3 separate regions of the Homo sapiens genome follow, and regions 2 and 3 are each linked to region 1. Evidence: chromatin contacts called from ENCODE Hi-C or POLR2A ChIA-PET data. All regions are on one chromosome and are shown on one strand. The core of a region is the stretch at or near the end of the contact, and the rest is flanking DNA. Distances in the headings are between cores, read along the strand shown. Region 1 holds the start of DNAAF8 (dynein axonemal assembly factor 8). Region 2 overlaps SEC14L5 (SEC14 like lipid binding 5). Region 3 holds the start of CDIP1 (cell death inducing p53 target 1).

Region 1 (3,610 bases), core at 336-2,835:
TATATTTTATATATACCCCATATAGCATAACTATTCTCTTCATTTCATAGGCTCAGGGTGTTTAGTAAATAGCAACAGTGGACTCTGAATCAGGGGGAATTTCAAGTCCTACTACCCTTTACTGCCCTTTACCAAGGAACAGAAGACACCTTGCTTTTTTGTTTTGGAGACAGGGTCTGGCTTTGTCGCCCAGGCTAGAGTGCAGTGGTACAATGATAGCTCACTGAAGCCTCGGCCTCCTGAGCTCAAGTGATCCTCCCACCTCAGCCTCCTGAATAACTGGGACTACAGGTGTGTACCACCACATCTGGCTAACATTTTTATTTTTTGTAGAGATGGAGTCTCCCTGTTGCCCAGGCTGGTCTCAAACTCCTGGCCTCAAGTGATCCTCTTGCCTCAGCCTCCCAAAGTGCTGGGATTACAGGCATGTGCCATCGCGCCTGGCTGACAGTTTGGAGTCACTAAGTGATTTTTTTTTTTTTTTGGAGTCACTACTCTGACCAGCCCCTGCATTTATATCTTAGAGTCTTAAAGGAGATGGTCCTGTTATTCAGGGGGCTGGGGAGCTTGAGCTTGAGAGCTGGGGGGTGAGGGTCCTCTAGAGCCAGTGTCAGGAGAACTCTGCAGCTCGAGAGGCCGCTGTGGCTTTGGCCCTGCAGTCAGTGCCCGTTCATCCCCAATCAGGGCAGCGGCAGGAGATGTGAATTGGGGGCTGCTTGCTTCCTCTGTACTTCTGGGAATAGGGCAGGTGCTTGGTGCACTCTGAACTGGGAGCAGCGGGTTGGGGACGCATCTGGTGCACACAGCCAGCGGGTGTTTTTTGTAACTAGAGCTCTGTTCCGCAATTCAGGGCACAGTATTTCTTAGGGCAACAGAATCGTCGGGATGAAGAGGGCCTCCAGAGACTCTGATAAACCCTTCAGGCGGACAAGACAATAGGGGAGGGAACGGCATTACCGGCAGAAGGAAGAGCATGTACAGTAGCTCAAAGGAATGAACCGCCCAACAGGTTTAAGGGAAGAAAGTGTCAGTTGCTGGACTCTCCGGTGAAAACGGACCAGACAATGCAGGGCCCTGAACGCCAAGTTGAGGAGCTCAGAGCATCCAGAAGGCGAAGGGGAGGCTCGGAGCCGCCTCTGAATAACGGCCTTCCGGCTCCGTCTCGGGGTGGGTTTCTCAGCTGCAGCCTGTTAGCCCCGCCACAGCCCCGCCCCGGTTCTCAGAGCCCCGCCCCCAGCCGGCCTGCCACGAGGCTGCCGGTTGTTATGGCAACCAGACGCCAACAGCCTCCCGGGTCGAGCTTTTAAATTTTAAAGCTGTGGAAGTGGAAAGCCCATCGCTCCTCCTCTCACCCACCCCCAGCCCGTATTTCCCCGCGTTTTGTTCAACTCCCTGCAGGCGCAGCAGGCCCGAGGCCCCTCACCTCAGGCCTCTGCCTCCACTCCCCGCGCTGTCCTGACAGCGCTATAAACAGCCTCCAGCGCGTCACTCCGCTCGCGTCCGCCCCTCGGGCCGCGCCGCAGGTACAGAGGCTGTCCCCTTCTTCAGCACTCTCCCTCTCAGCGGAGCTTTACATTACTAGACTGCCTCCGCCTTCCCCCCACCCCGCCCAGCTCCTCTTTCGGGCCTTTGCGCGTCCTGCCTCTCCTGCAATGGGATTGGTTCCCCTGGAGGGCGGGGACGGAGCAGGACAAACACCACTAGCTCATTGGCTACCGCGGGCATCAGACAGCGAGCCGGGAAGCTGACCGGAAGGTCCGGGTGCGGGACGTGTGCATTCCACGGCGCCCGGGAGCTGTCCCGGTGCCGACCCGCGAGCTTCCCGGCGTGCTCCGCGCCCTCCCGCAACTACTTCCGGGGCGGGTGCCGGGGGCGGTGCCCCGGCGAGGGAGCGTGGCGGCGAGCTGTTTGGGGGGGGTTGGCGACGGCAGCCCGAGGGCGGCGCAAGGCCTGAGGCCCAGCACAGGTGGGTTCCGCGGCGGCCCGGCCCCAGCACTTGCCGGCACCTGCAGCCCGCCTAGACCCGGCGCTCGGGCGTCCCGCGCTGCACTTGCTCGCCGCGTGACTGGAGGACCGAGCCCCCACATTTTCTTTATGTGGTTGTGGTGGGGGCACAGTAATGCCCTGTGCGCCGTAGCGTTCCTGTGGGGATGTGGCCGGGGGGCGTCGGGAAGCGTCACTGCTGTGAGTTACGGGTTTGTCGGCCAGGGACCCGCCCCGGGGCCAGTGAGCTACCTTTGCGATGCGGTTCCACGGGGCGAGAGGGGGTGCCTGGGTGCTTTCACAGACCTCCTCTGTGGGCGTGACAGTTACCACCAGCATCACATTTGTTAAGATTTTTAAAAATTTTTTAATTTTTGTGGGTACGTAGTAGGTGTATATATTTATGGCGTATATGAGAGATTTTGATACAGGCATGCAGTTCGTAATAATCACATGTAAAATGGGGGTCTCCATCCCTTCAAGCATTTATCCTTTGTGTTACAAACAATATGATTATACTCTTTGAATTATTTTTAAATGTGCAGCCGGGCGCGGTGGCTCACTCACGCCTGTAATCCTAGCACTTTGGGAGGCAAAGGCGGGCGGATCACCTGAAGTCAAGGATTTGAGACCAGCCTGGCCAACATGGGGACACTTCGTCTCTACTAAACATACGAAAACTAGGCTGGCATGGTGGCTCATACCTGTAATCTCAGCTACTCGGGAAGCTGAGGCAGGAGAATCGCTTGAACCCAGGAGGCGGAGGTTGCATTGAGCCGAGATCACGCCGCTGCACTCTAGCCTGGGTAACAGAGTGAGATTATGTCTCAAAAAAAATAATAATAAATAAATAAAATGTGCAATTAGATTATATTGACTATAGTCACCCTGTTGTGCGGTCAAATACTAGATCTTTTTTTTTTTTTTTTTTTTTTTGAGACGGAGTCTCGCTTTGTCGCCCAGGCTGGAGTGCAGTGGCTTGATCAAATACTAGATCTTATTCATTCTGTTTTTTTTGTATCCATTAAGCATCCCCACCCTCCACTACCCTTCCCAGCCTTGGTTACACTAGAAGTAACCATCCTTCTACTTTCTATGTCCATGAGTTCAGTTGTTTTGATTTTTAGATAACCACAAATAATTGAGAACATGCAATATTTATCTTTCTGTGCCTGGCTTATTTCACTAAACATAACGATCTCCGCTTCCATCCATGTTTTTGCAAATGATAGGATCTCATTCTTTTTTTATGGCTGAATAGTACTCCATTGTGTCTAAGTACCACATTTTCTTTAGGATTCACTGTAAAGGTAACAGATACTTAGCATTTTCAGAATGGACAGAACCAAAAAGTTGAATGAAAACTAAAACGTCTTATCTCTAATGCTACTTTACACCACACCACTCGGGATGGGACATTTTAGTTTTCACTTTAGTGTTTTTTTTTTGTTTTTTTTTTTGAGACAGAATTTCGCTCTGTTGCCCAGGCTGGAGTGCAGTGGCTTGAGCTCGGCTCACTGCAATCGCCTCCCAGGCTCAAGCGATTCTCTTGCCTCAGCCTCCTGAGTACTGAGACTACAGGCGCCCACCACCACACCCAGCTAATTTTTGTAATTTTAGTAAAGAT
Region 2 (3,610 bases), core at 456-2,955, 240 kb before region 1:
ACAGAGCGAGACTCCATCTCAAAAATAAATACATAAATATTTTTAAAAAAGAAAATTACCCAAGTGTGGTGGCACGTACCTGTAATACCAGCTACTCAGGTGGCTGAGGCAGGAGAATCGCTTGAGCATAGAAGGTCAAGGCTGCAATGAGCTATGATTATGCCACTGCACTCCAGCCTGGGTGGCAGAGCAAGATCTTGTTTCTTTTTTTTCCTTTTTTTTTTGAGACGGAGTCTGACTCTGTCGCCCAGGCTGGAGTTCAGTCGCGGGATCTCGGCTCACTGCAAGCTCCGCCTCCCGGGTTCACGCCATTCTCCTGCCTCAGCCTCCCAAGTTAGCTGGGATTACAGGGGCCCGCCGTTACGCCCGGCAAATTTTTTTTGTATTTTTAATAGAGACGGGGTTTCACCGTTTTAGCCGGGATGGTTTTGATCTCGGGGCCTCGTGATCCGCCCGTCTCGCCCTCCCAAAGTGCTGGGATTACAGGCGTGAGCCACCGCGCCCGGCCAAGATCTTGTTTCTTTAAAAAATAAAATAAAGGCTGTGCACAGTGGCTCACACCTATCCTCCCAGCACTTTGGGAGGCCGAGGCAGGTGGATCACTTGAGGCCAGGAGTTCAAGACAAGCCTGGACAACATAGTGAAACCCTGTCTCTACTAAAAATGCAAAAAATTAGCCAGGCGTGGTGGTGCGCACCTGTAATCCCAGCTACTCGGGAGGCTGAGGCATGAGAATTGCTTGAACCTGAGAGGAGGAGGTGGCAGTGAGCCGAGATCATGCCACTGTACTCCAGCCTGAGCGACAGAGACTCCATCTCAAAAATAATAATAATAAATAAATAAATAAAATAAAAACACTGGCTGAATAAAATTCAAACGCCTGCCAAGTGGAGAGGGACCTTACCTAGAAGGGACCAGGGAGCCCCGGAAGGTTATAGAGCACCTCTCTTCGCAGGATGGTTGTGAGGCCTTCACAGGTCCTGGGCTCTACCCATGTCAATCACATCACACACATTAAAATGCATCCACTTTCCGTGATTTACATATACATGAGCTCATCACAGTTGAGGTCCAGATGACAGCCTGGCATGAAGTTGCCCTTGGTAGGCATTTAATTCAGCATGTGTTCATTTTAACTCTGCAGGTTTCTTTTTCTTTTCTTTTTTTTTCCTTTTTTTTTTTTTTTTTTTTTTTGAGACGGAGTCTCACTCTTTCGCCTAGGCTGGAGTGCAATGGCACGATCTCAGCTCACTGCCGCCTCCGCCTCCTGGGTTCAAACGATTCTCCTGCCTCGGCCTCCCAAGTACCTGGGATTACAGGCACCCACCACCACACCCAACTAATTTTTGTACTTTTAGTAGAGATGGGGTTTCACCATGTTGGCCAGGCTGGTCTCGAACTCCTGACCTCAAGGGATCTGCCTGCCTCAGCCTCCCAAAGTGCTGGGATTACAGGCGTGAGCCACTGCACCTGGGCCTGCAGGTTTCTTTTTGTATTCTGGAATAATTACATTTATTTTCTTTCCTTGTTAAACATTGCTGTGACCTTGAGAAACTGTGGGCCGCAGGCACCCTGCCCTGGGAGAGGCCCTGGCAGAGACCAAACAGGGCCCAGCCCCTGTGCCTTTCATACCTCCCAAGGTCCTACGGGATCAAACAGCTGACGGGACCTTTCTGTGTTGGAAACCAGCTCACACCACTAGTTTTGTCCCTGCCTAAGAGCCTCAGCTGCCGGCTCCTGTCCCTACAGTTGGCTTGACCACCCACAAATGAGACCTGAGCCTCTCCCTGCTAAACAAACACATGGTTTGGTGCTCTCAGGAACACAAGGCCACAGAAGGATTCAGTTACAGCCCTTCTGCCAGGTGGCTGGAGAGGACATCCAAGCCTGCCTGCTCAGAAAAGGAGATGGTCCAAAGCCCAGAGCCCACAGCTGCAGGGCCACAGTGGGGCAGGCAGGGACCAAGCAGGGCTGCCTCTTACGGGTCCCCATCCTGGAAAATCCATATTGACACAATTAGCATCTGGAGATGGGAGGCTGGAGCTAAATAGCCCTGAATTCCCACCCAGACTTGCCCAATTCCAGGCTGGGTAACCCCTCTTTCATTTGTAAAGTGCAATAATCATAGAACCTCCCAACTAGCACTCAGGTGGGCCTATTTTATTGCTTCATACATCACAACTACTGAAATAGGGTCATCAGCCGCTGATATCCCTGAATTTGCAGTGCTTTGCAAAATGCCTAGCACATAGTCCACACTCAATAGACATTTACAGGATGAATGAATGAACAACAGCATAGCACCGCCCTTAAGAGAGTGGGCTCTGGGGCCTGGGTTGGGATCTCTGCTCTGCCTCTCATCAGCTGTGTGAAAAAATCATCAAGCTCTCAGTTCCTTAATTCCTTTGTGTGTAAAAGGGGAAGTAAGAAAAGTAGCTACCTTGCTACTTGTCAGAAGAATAAAGGAGTCAGCTCATGCAATGTGCTTAGAGCAGTGCCTGGCACATGGTTCATTCTACATCACCATTTAAGTAAATTTAAATTTTAAAAATGAGTGAGATTCTGTAAAGTACAAAAAGCTATTTCTGCTAATCACTTGACAGATGATCCCTCCTCCCCTCCTTCCTTCCTTCCTGTTCTTCCTCATCCAAATTCAAAGGAAGCTGGAATGCCACTTACGCCAAAACGTCCAGTAAGAATGCAGAAAGAATATCCAAGCTGCACCAACATCTTCCAGCCCAATGCTCTCCCTTCCCTTTTCTATTCTGCAGGCCTGATTTGGGGGCCTGGCCACTACGCAGCCACTGAGTAAGGTGCCCCCATCGCCTGTCATACTCTTCAGGAGTCTCCCTATCAACCCCTTTCCTTCCCCCTGCAAGTCTAGGGGACCTCAGCACAGATGTGATATCAATCTACTCACCTCCTCCAACTCTTTTTTAAAAAATTGAAATATGGGTATCTACCCAAAGGAAAAGAAGTCATTATGTGAAAAAGACACATACACATGTATGTTTATAGCAGCACAATTCACAATTGCAAAAATATGGAGCCAACCCAAACGCCCATCAACCAATAAGTGGATTTTAGAAACGTGGTATATATACACCACGGAATACTACTCAGCCATAAAAAGGAACAAAATAATGTCTTTTTTTTTTTTTTTTTTTTGAGATGGAGTTTCGCTCTGTCACCCGGGCTGGAGTGCAGTGGCATGATCTCGACTCACTGCAAGCTCTGCCTCCCGGGTTCACGCCATTCTTCTGCCTCAGCCTCCCAAGTAGCTGGGACTACAGGCGCCCACCACCATGCCCAGCTAATTTTTTTGTACTTTTAGTGGAGACGGGGTTTCACCGTGTTAGCCAGGATGGTCTTGATCTCCTGACCTTGTGATCCGCCCACCTCCGCCTCCCAAAGTGCTAGGATTACAGGCGTGACAAAATAATGTCTTTTGCAGCAACTTGGATGGAGCTGGAGGTCATTATTCTAAATGAAGTAACTCAGGAATGGAAAACCAAATATCATATGTTCTCACTTATAAGTGAGAGCTAAGATATGAGGACGCAAGCTGGGCGCGGTAGCTCACACCTCTAATCCCAGGACTTTGGGAGGC
Region 3 (3,610 bases), core at 390-2,889, 200 kb after region 1:
GATCCAGCCTGCCCCACTGACATCCTCACCTTTCTGACTCTCTCACCCAAGGCAATCCCTCCCTCTGGAATGCCCTTCCAGAATAGAATGTCTTTTCAATTTCATGCCCCTGCCTCAGCATCGCCTCCTCTGAGAGGCCTTTTCTAACCAACCTGTCTAGTGGCACCACCCCGTAACTCTGTTAGGGCGTCCCTTCCTCTCCTTCACAGTCCTGGGCATTTTGTGGTTTCCTTGTATACTGTCTGTAACAAAGGAAGTACCTGAGCAAGTAGCCACCCAGTGGGTTCTTCTTCCTGGCTGCCCAGATAGAGCCAATGTATCAAGACAGGGGAACTGCAATAGAGAAAGAGTTTAATCCACACAGAGCTGGCTGAATGGGAGACCAAAGTTTCATTACTCAAATCAGTCTCCCTGGAAATTCAGAGCCTAGAGTTTTTAAAGGGTAATTTGGTAGATAAGCTGCCAAGGAGTAGGGAGTGCTGATTGGTGGGGTGGGAGATGAAATCACAGGGTGTTGAAGGATGCAAGAACTGGTTGAGTCAGATTACAGCTCTAGGTGGCCTTGGCTGGTGCATCAGACTGCAGGGTCAGAAAAACACCTAAGAGTACCAATCTTAGGTTTTACAATAGTGATATTATACCTAGGATCAACTGGGGAGGTTTAGAATCTTGTGGCCTCTGGGTGCATGACTCCTAAACCGTAATTTCTTTCTTTCTTTCTTTTTTTGAGATGGAGTCTCAGTCTCTTGCTCAGGCTGGAGTGCAGAGGCATAATCTCAGCTCACTGCAACCTCCATCTCTCGGGTTCAAGCAATTTTTGGGCTTCAGCCTCCCTAGTAGTTGGGATTACAGGTGCGTGCCACCATACCCGGCTAATTTTTGTATTTTTAAATAGAGACATGGTTTCACCATGTTGGCCAGGCTGGTCTCAAACTCCTGACCTCAAGTGATCCACCTGCGTCAGCCTTCCAAAGTGCTGGGATTACAGGCGTTAGCCACTGAGCTGGGCCCTAAACTATAATGTCTAATCTTGTAGCTAACGTGTTACTCTTACAAAGGAAGCCTGGTTCTCAGGCAACAAGGGGGTTTGTTTTGGGAAAGGGCTGTTAACTATCTTTGTTTCAATATTAAACTATAAACTAAGTTGCTCCCAAAGTTAGTTCTGCCTATGCCTAGGAATGAACAAGGACAACCTGGAGGTTAGAAGCAAGATGGAGTGGGTTAGGTCAGCTCTCTTTCACTGTCATAATTTTCTGTTGTAATTTTTGCAAAGGCAGTTTCAAGCGCAGGGACAGTGACCGTGTGGTTCAAGGTTTTATGTAATGCACCTCCCAAACTCAATAAATATTAGTCGCATAAAAGAAAAAATGCAGCCCTGGAGGAAGATGCCCTGCCCTGTTGCTGGCATGAGTGAAGAGGAGGCGCTCACAGGGACGGTTCTTTCCCTATTCTCCAGCCTCGTGTACATTGGGCAAACAGGCCCCGACCATCCCACGTGCTCAGCCCCAGCTCTAGGCCAAATCGCCTCCGCTCCCACTGACGTCATCACGGCGCATCACGTGCCTCCCGAGACCCCACCCCCCACCGTGACGTCCCGGGCCTCGGCCCTGGTCCAAAGTCTACCCGCCTCCTTGTGACAGAAGTGCGACTGCCAGCTGCCGAGGCGTTCGGTCCTGCTGTTGCGGCCGCTGCCCCAGGGCTGCGGGGACGGTGAGTCGACTGGACGCATTCGGAGACGGCTTCGCGCGGGAGCCCTCCTCCCCGGGGGAAGGGTCTGGGCGCCAGCTCTCCTCAGGTCGGGGCGTGACCTCGGACCGTGGCGCCCCCTCCCCGCCCCCGCCCGCGGCGCCTGGGCGGTGCATGCCGGGCACCGTAGTCCCCAGCCTCTCAGAGCGGGTTGTGGTGGGGGGGGTGACCGGGCGGACTACAAGTCCTAGAAGCCTCTGGGCGGTGGGGTGGGCGGTGGGTTGGGGGGTTTCGTTGTGCGCGCAAAGCCGCGCGGGGCTGAGGGTCTTGTTCTGCCGGCGCCTGTCCGGACCCGGGCCCCTCTCCGCTTTCGGCCGGCCTCGGGCACCGGGCTTCTGGAGGTAAAGCGGGGCCGGCGGTTGGGGCGCGGCATGGCGGGGCCCGTCCTCCCCTCAGGGCGCTGCCGAGACCTAGCGCGGCCCTGGGGATGTCGAAGCCGCTGCGGTGGCGGGGCCCGGGCGGGCGCCCCGCTGTGTGCCGCGGGGTTGTGCGCCCGGAATGGCAGCCTGCTCGCCCGCACGTTTTTCCGTCAGGGAAGGTTGTGGAAATTGCCATCTCCGTCTTGCAGGGCGAGACGGGGAGGGGAGGGGTGGGAGTTGTTTTCTCAAGGAAAGGGGGTCGAGGAGGAGCCCCGTGGCCGAGCCAGCCCCTGCCGAGCCCCGCGGGTGACCTTGGCCGTCCCGGAGCCCAGCAGTGTCCTGCACCCGCGCCCGGCTCGCCGACGTGTGGAGTCGGGATGTGGCGCTCGGCCGCGCATCCCCGGCGGAGATGGCGACGGCCTGGCCTAGCTTGGGGCTAGGAGTCGCGCCTTCGAGGACCTTGGCTTAGCGAGTTCCTTGGGGGGCTTCTCAACAGGTGTTAGATGAGGTGGGGCGAGTGGCTGTGAGTTCCTCCAAAGGTGGGCTCAAGATCCTCTGCGTCAGAACCACCTGGGGCTCTTGGGAAACGGGCAGATTCCTGGGGCCCACCCCAGGTGTTGGGATGCTGTAGTTCCGTCGCGCTGCCCAGGAATCTGCATTTAGTAGGCTCCCCAGATCATTCCCGGGCGCAGCTGGGGCTGAGAACCTGTCCCAGTGAGGGGGTTGGCGGGCCCGGGGGCAGGGACGTTCCATAGTGTTTCTGCCAGTTTCTTCTGTATTCTGGGGCCTGATGCTGGGCGGGGCGGTGCCCGGGCAAGTTACTGCTCTCCTGGGTTCTTTGCTGCTTCCCTTGGGGCCGATCTAGGTAGAACTGGGTGGAGGGAGGCGTGCCAGCTCTGCCTTGCCCTCTGCCCTTAATCGGAAAGGTTATGCCCAGTCACTTGCCAGTCTCAGAAGACTCCCCCTCTACACATTCAGTTACGAAAAACGTGAAACATACAAAAGTTGAAGGAATTTTACAGTGAACACCCACAGACCACCACCTAGAATGTAGAGTTAACACTTTATTGTATTTCATCACATATTTGTCCAACCAGCAGTCCCTCTTGTTTTTTGTGTCAAAGTAAGTTGCAGATATCAGTGCCTTTCCCTCCCAAATAAGCATGCATGTCATTAATTAGAGTCTTAGAATTGTTGTTTATTGGGTTTGACTTTTTTATCTTCTTAATGGTTTTTACCTTAATGGAAGCCCTGGGTATTTAGAAATCCGTCTCTCACCCTTGAGAATTTGAAGGAGTTCGGAGGTTTTCCACAGGATGGGAGAACCAGGGAAGAGCTTTACAGGTTCTCTTACAAAGGTTCATTTATTTATTTAGAGCCAGGGTCTTGCTCTGTGGCCCAGGCTGGAGTGCAGCGGTGCCGTCACGACGTTCACTGCAGCCTTGAACTCCTTGTCTCCAGCGATCCTCCTGAGTACCTGGAACTACAGGCATGCCCCACCATGC

The links. A loop is a pair of places that touch in the nucleus more often than their neighbours do. ChIA-PET counts read pairs that join two places held with the same protein, here RNA polymerase II (POLR2A). Pooled maps may share reads with other maps.
Region 2: a loop to region 1 is called in a pooled map, with 4 times the contacts of the local background. The contact joins the enhancer-like site here to the promoter of DNAAF8 in region 1. A Hi-C loop is called at or near these places in 2 of 50 pooled maps. POLR2A ChIA-PET finds 5 or more read pairs at or near these places in 11 of 52 experiments (A673, AG04449, AG04450 and 7 more).
Region 3: a loop to region 1 is called in a pooled map, with 11 times the contacts of the local background. The contact joins the promoter of CDIP1 here to the promoter of DNAAF8 in region 1. A Hi-C loop is called at or near these places in 2 of 37 single-sample maps with no recorded cell type and 12 of 50 pooled maps. POLR2A ChIA-PET finds 5 or more read pairs at or near these places in 6 of 52 experiments (CD4-positive, alpha-beta T cell, Caco-2, Panc1 and 3 more).

What each region holds. Positions count from the first base shown.
Region 1 is chr16:4,732,512-4,736,121 of GRCh38, reverse strand. It overlaps DNAAF8 (dynein axonemal assembly factor 8), which reads right to left and starts at 1,585. Exons shown (of 10, transcript NM_139170.3): 1 at 1,424-1,585. It overlaps ANKS3 (ankyrin repeat and sterile alpha motif domain containing 3), which reads left to right and starts at 1,851. Exons shown (of 18, transcript NM_133450.4): 1 at 1,851-2,184. RefSeq lists silencers at 1,726-1,955, 2,006-2,065.
Region 2 is chr16:4,975,031-4,978,640 of GRCh38, reverse strand. All of the region lies in intron 2 of SEC14L5 (SEC14 like lipid binding 5), which reads right to left. Among named protein-coding and RNA genes, the nearest start is that of SEC14L5, 19 kb to the right of the region's middle. Within about 2 kb of position 1,705, at least 8 of the 41 ENCODE cell types and tissues checked have a DNase peak (open chromatin) inside an H3K27ac peak, as active enhancers do; they include OCI-LY7, where a contact is called at or near this core.
Region 3 is chr16:4,536,802-4,540,411 of GRCh38, reverse strand. CDIP1 (cell death inducing p53 target 1) reads left to right here and starts at 1,639. Exons shown (of 6, transcript NM_013399.3): 1 at 1,639-1,710. It also overlaps a transcript of C16orf96 not described here. RefSeq lists silencers at 1,723-2,012, 2,023-2,242.